Regions from separate parts of the Homo sapiens genome. Here region 2 is linked to region 1. The links are chromatin loops, found by intact Hi-C in ENCODE. Cell type or tissue: PC-9. All regions are shown on one strand. Links, peaks and the distances in the headings refer to the core of each region. The heading gives the core; the rest is flanking DNA.

Evidence for each region. Peaks named below come from ENCODE experiments on the same cell type or tissue, not always from the same donor. Only the 100,000 strongest peaks of a DNase experiment are listed, where the experiment ranks them.
Region 2: it touches region 1 in a loop (6-fold over the local background); 46 of 110 quality-filtered maps call a loop at or near these places.

Annotation. Positions count from the first base shown.
Region 1 is chr19:47,123,942-47,126,849 of GRCh38, reverse strand. No RefSeq gene overlaps it. Among named protein-coding and RNA genes, the nearest start is that of SAE1, 5.4 kb to the left of the region's middle. In PC-9, for the core only: CTCF peaks have their summits at 1,253 and 1,453 (motif pointing right); a DNase peak (open chromatin) is centred at 1,469; H3K27ac peaks cover 723 bases.
Region 2 is chr19:46,854,640-46,857,547 of GRCh38, reverse strand. No RefSeq gene overlaps it. Among named protein-coding and RNA genes, the nearest start is that of ARHGAP35, 4.9 kb to the left of the region's middle. RefSeq lists enhancers at 330-1,266, 1,267-2,205. In PC-9, for the core only: a CTCF peak has its summit at 1,246; a DNase peak (open chromatin) is centred at 1,317.

The DNA.
Region 1 (2,908 bases), core at 221-2,720:
AAAAACAAAAACAAAACAAAAAAGAAAGTAATCCTGAAGGTCCATGGCATATAGTAATTCGTAATTGGTTAGGGAGTGACCCAGTGACCCAGGTTCTTACCTGTGACTATGCCATAACTCTTGTAAAATGATCACTTTGTTGGCCAGGCGCGGTGGCTCACGCGTGTAATCCCAGCACTTTGGGAGGCAGAGGCGGGCGGATCATGAGGTCAGGAGATCGAGACCATCCTGGCTAACACGGTGAAACCCCGTGTCTACTAAAAATACAAAAAATTAGCTGGGCATGGTGGCGGGTGCCTGTAGTCCCAGCTACTCGGGAGGCTGAGGCAGGAAAATGGTATGAACCCAGGAGGCAGAGCTTGCACTGAGCCAAGATAGCGCCACTGCACTCCGGCCTGGGCAAAAGAGCGAGACTCCGTCTCAACAAAAAAAAAAGAAAAGAAAAAGAGCCCTGAAAATAAAGCTAATTGCTGCATAAATTATTTTCTCCTGTACTTGCAGACTCATTGAAGGTCTAAAAGTGTCTCCCTTTCCTCTCTTCACTTCTACTTTTTATAGTTTCTGGGAAAAATTAAATGTGATGGTATAGTCTCATGTTTGGAAATATGCATCCTTTTAAAAAAACATTTTTATTGGCTGGGCCCGGGGGCTCACACCTATAATCCCAGCACTTTGGGAGGCCGAGGCAGGTGGATCACAAGGTCAGGAGATTGAGACCATGCTGGTCAACATGGTGAAACCCTGTCTCTACTAAAAATACAAAAAAATTAGCTGGGTGTGGTGGCGCATACCTGTAGTCCCAGCTACTTGCGAGGCTGAGGCAGGAGAATGGGTTGAACCTGAGAGGTGGAGGTTGCAGTGAGCTGAGATTGCGCCACTGCACTCCAGCCTGGCAACAGGTCAAGACTCCCTCTCAAAAAAAAAAAAAAAAAGACATTTTTATTGAGGTGAAATTCACATAATATAAAATTAGGCAGCATTTTGAAGTGCACAATTTAGTGGCTTTTAGTACTTTCACCATATTATACAATCACCACCTCAATCTAGTTGCAAAACATTTTCACTATCCCAAGAGTGGTGGCATAAGTCTTAAATGGCCAGGAGTCAACTATGATTTTGCTATGTAAACAATTTCAAAAGAACTGGAATAGTTCAGTGTTACAGCTTAGCATAATTTAGTATAAACAGTCCTTTCCCCACTTTTTAAGTGCTATCTGAGCTTTATTCATTAGGTGATTATTAATTAGGAATGCTATATTGTAGAACATCTTGGCATGTCTGGTCCTTGTCCTCTAATCCCAGTAACAAACCCTTCACCATTGTGACGATGAAAAAAGGTAAGTTTCCAAATTCTCCCAAGGAAGCAATACTGTTCCCTTGAGAACCAGATGACAACCAAAAAACCAGTCGTTAATTTTCCTTAATAATTTCCAAAATGTCCTCTAGGGGGCAACATTATCCCTTGAGAACCAGGTAGACCAATCACTCCTCTTCCAGCCTGGATCTCAGGACCTCTCACCTCCTCAATGAATCTGCGATTGGATTAGCAAGGAAGAAAGGGAAAAAATGCTATGGGTTGGTGGTCAGCAGGTTCCAACAAAATGGAAATGCCTCTCTTTGGCCAATGGTCTCCTCCTTTGTTCTCCAGGCGTTGGTGCCAAATGGTAGTGCTTCTTCCACACTCTGGAGGAACTTCTCTGTGAATGCCTCCTCACTCACAGTGTAAATAACCCTCCCTAGAGCCATCCCAGGAACTGGAGAAAAAACAGGTCTTTCATCAGCATAATTACTGGCCGGTGGCAGTGGCTCACACCTGTAATCCCACCACTTTGGGAGGCCGACGTAGGAAAATCAATGAAGGTCAGGTGGTCAAGACCAGACTGGGCAACATACGGAGACCCCCTTCTCTAGAAAAAAGAAAAAATTCTGGCTGGGCGTGGTGGCTCATGCCTGTAATCCCAGCACTTTGGGAGTCCGAGGCAGGCGGATCACGAGGTCAGGAGTTTGAGACCAGCCTGGACAATATGGTGAAACCCCATCTCTACTAAAAATACAAAATTGGCCGGGCGCGGTGGCTCAGGCCTGTAATCCCAGCACTTTGGGAAGCCGAGGCAGGCGGATCACAAGGTCAGGAGATTGAGACCATCGTGGCTAACACGGTGAAACCCCGTCTCTACTAAAATTACAAAAAAAAAAATTAGCCGGGCGTGGTGGCGGGTGCCTGTAGTCCCAGCTACTCGGGAGGCTGAGGCAGGAGAATGGCATGAAGCCAGAAGGCAGAGCTTGCAGCAAGCAGAGATAGCGCCACTGCACTCCAGCCTGGGCGACAGAGCGAGACTGCGTCACACACACACACAAAATTAGCCGGGTATTGGGCCAGGCGCGGTGGCTCACACCTGTAATCCCAGCACTTTGGGAGGCTGAGGCAGGTGGATCATGAGGTCAGGAGATCGAGACCATCCTGGCTAACATGGTGAAACCCCGTCTCTACTAAAATACAAAAAAAAAAAAAAAAGAAAGAAAATTGGCCGGGAGTGGTGGCGGGTGCCTGTAATCCCAGCTACTCAGGAGGCTGAGGCAGGAGAATGGTGTGAACCCGGAACGCGGAGCTTGCAGTGAGCTGAGATCACACCACTGCACTCCAGCCTGGGCAACAGAGGGCAACTCCGTCTCCAAAAAAAAAAAAAAAAAAAATTATCAGGCATGGTGGTGTGCACCTGTGGTCTCAGCTACTTAGGAGGCTAAGGCTGGAGGATCACTTGAGCCAAGGAGGTGGAGGCTGCAGTGATCTGTGATTGTGCCACTGTACTCCAGCCTGGGCGACAGAGCAAGACCTTGTTTCATAATAATTAAATAATTATAATAATAATAATATCGATGTACCAAGAGCAGAAAGAAACAGGTACCA
Region 2 (2,908 bases), core at 309-2,808, 270 kb after region 1:
AAATGAAGTTCTGTGTTGGTATCACCATTTTATGTGTGAGCCCTCTGAAGGCAGGGGACCCTGGCTAGTTCCAAAGTCTGGCCAATGACCCACAATTAAAACTTGTTAATAAATAAAAGTGAATGAGTCGGCCAGGCACAGTAGCTCAGGCCTGTAATCCCAGCACTTTGGAAGGCTGAGGCGGGTGGATTGCTTGAGGCCAGGAGTTCGAAACCAGCCTGGACAACGTGGCGAAACCCTGTCTCTACAAAACGTACAAAAATCAGCCAGGCATAGTGGTGCACGCCTATAATCCCAGCTACTAGGGAGGCTGAAGCAGGAGAATCGCTTGAACCCGGGAGATGGAGATTGCAGTGAGCCAAAATCGCACCACTGCACTCCAGCCTGGGTGACAGAAGGAGACTCCGTCTCAAAAAAAAAAAAAAAAAAAAAAAAAAAAATCCAATGCTAAACAAGGGGGTGGTAGGCACTGGGGACATGGTAGCCAGAGACTACATGGTTGTCCTTCTAGCCTTCTTTGAGATGCTAGCTCAGATGTCCCCTCTTCCAGGAGGCCTTCTCTGATGCAACAGGCTGGGTCAGCTGCTCCTTCCAAGCTCCCACAGTCCCTTTAGGTCTCCCGTCCAAGCCCTGGCCACCTTGGGTGGTCCATATCTGGTGATAGGTCTTTCCCATCGGACTGCAAGGCCCCTGAGGGCAGGGCCAGGGCTGTTTCAGTCATCGTCGATGTCCCTAGCACGGATCCAGGCACAAGGCAGGGGCCCAGGCATTGTTTTACTGCATGAACGGAACCATCAAGGGGTGCATTCCCAGCTCTGCAATTTTTTCCAGTGCGCAAGAGGGCGGATAGTAGTTGAGCAAGCCAACCACAGGAAGCGGGCTTCCCTGGGGGCAGCCGCCTCCGCGCACCCGGCTAGCCTCCACTCCAGGATAAATAAACAAACGAGTAAACAATTAACCGACCGAGAGAAGTGCCGACTGCCGGCTTGGGCCGCTGTCAAGATTTCCCAAGCATCGGCCTACGGGCCGAATGGCTGGAGGTCACATTAACGGGAGAGCCGCTGGTGTTGGTTGATAAGAGGCGGGCGTGGGATTCTGGACCTGTATTGGAAACCTGCACAGGCAGAAAAATTCACAAAAGGATTTTGTAAAGAGGGTGGGACTCTGGGGTATACACTCTATTCATTCCTAAGAGTCTGAAAGAATCAGAGAGGGTGGGGACCAGGTCTGCGTGTGACGGAGGAGTCAGTGAGCCCACAGCGCCGCCTGCAAACCGAACAGGGGAAGCTGCAGCTGGAGGATTGCCGCGGGGGCTGGCAGAGCGGTGGACTCTTCAGCCATTGGCCCAAGGGCAGCCAATCACGAGGCAGGAACGGGAGGCGGGGATGCTCAGATTCACCGCGGAATCCCAGTGCCTGGGCCCCTTGCTTAGTAGATCGACGCACTAAATATCTACTGGATGAATGCATAATAAACATCTATTTTTTAAAAAAAATTTGAGACAGGGTCTCGCTCTGTCGCCCAGGCTGGAGTGCAGTGGTGCAATCATAGCCTACTGCAAGCTCTTCCTCCCCAGCTGAAGGGATCCTCCCACCTCAGCCTCCGGAGTATCTGGGACTATAGGCGTGCGCCAGTGCACACGGCTAATTTTTATATTTTTTGTAGAGACAGGGCCTCGCCATGTTGCTCCGGCTGGTCTCGAACTCCTGGGCTGAAGTGATCGGTCCACTTCGGCCTCCCAAAGTGCTGGGATTACAGGCGTGAGCCACCGCGAACAGCCAACCTCTCTCTCTTTCTCTCTCTCTCTCTTTTTTTTTTCCTTGAGACAGTCTCGCTCTGTCGTCCAGACTGGAGTGCAGGGCGTGATCTCCGTTGACTGCAACCTCCGCCTTCCGGATTCAAGCGATTCTCGTGCCTCAGCCTCCCAAACAGCTGGGACTACAGGCGCGCTGATTTTTTGTAGTTTTATTAGAGACGGGGTTTTGTCATATTGCCCAGGGTGGTCTTAAACTCCTGAGCTCAGGCAATCCACCTGCTCCGGCCTCCCAAAGTGCTAGGATTACGGGCGTGAGCCACCGCGCCCTGCCACAACCTCTCTATCTTTATAAACGTTTAAAATTGAGGCCGGGCGCGCTGGCTCGCGACTGTAATTCCAGCACGTTAGGAGGCTAAGGGAGGAGGATCACTTGAGGCCAGGAGGAGTTCCAGACCCTGTCTAGCAAAATAAAAAAATAAATAATTGTTCCTTCGGGACTTATCTTTTCTATGTCTGTGCCATGTAGCCCCAGACTCGAAACCACTCAAGCCATGAGACTCCTGAGGGTAGAGAAAATGTTTTGATCTTCTCCCTACCTGTGTTCTTCTGCCCAGCACTCTGCCCCATCCTGGACACTAATCCTTGCTTGGTTAATTTCCACTCGTCTTTTTTTTTTTTTTTTTTTTTTTTTTTTTTTTTGAGAAGGAGGCTTGCCCTGTCGCGGAGGCTGGAGTGCAGCAGCGCCATCTCGGCTCACTGCAATCTCTGCTTCCCGGATTCAAGCGATTCTCTTGCCTCAGCCTCCCAAGTAGCTGGGATTACAGGCGTGCACCACCACACCCAACTAATTTTTGTATTTTTAGTAGAGACGGGCTTTCACCATGTTGTCCAGGCTGGTGTCAAACTCCTGTCCTCAAGTGATCCGCCCACCTTGGCCTCTCAAAGTGGTAGGATCAGAGGCATGAGCCACTGCGCCTGGCCTTTATTTATTTATTTATTTATTTGTTTGTTTATTTATTTATTTGAGACGGAGCAGCCTGTCGCCCAGGCTGGAGTGCAGTGGCACAATCTCGGCTCACTGCAACCTCTGCCTCCCAGGTTCAAGTGATTCTCCTGCCTCAGCCTTCCGAGTAGCTGGGATTACAGGCATGC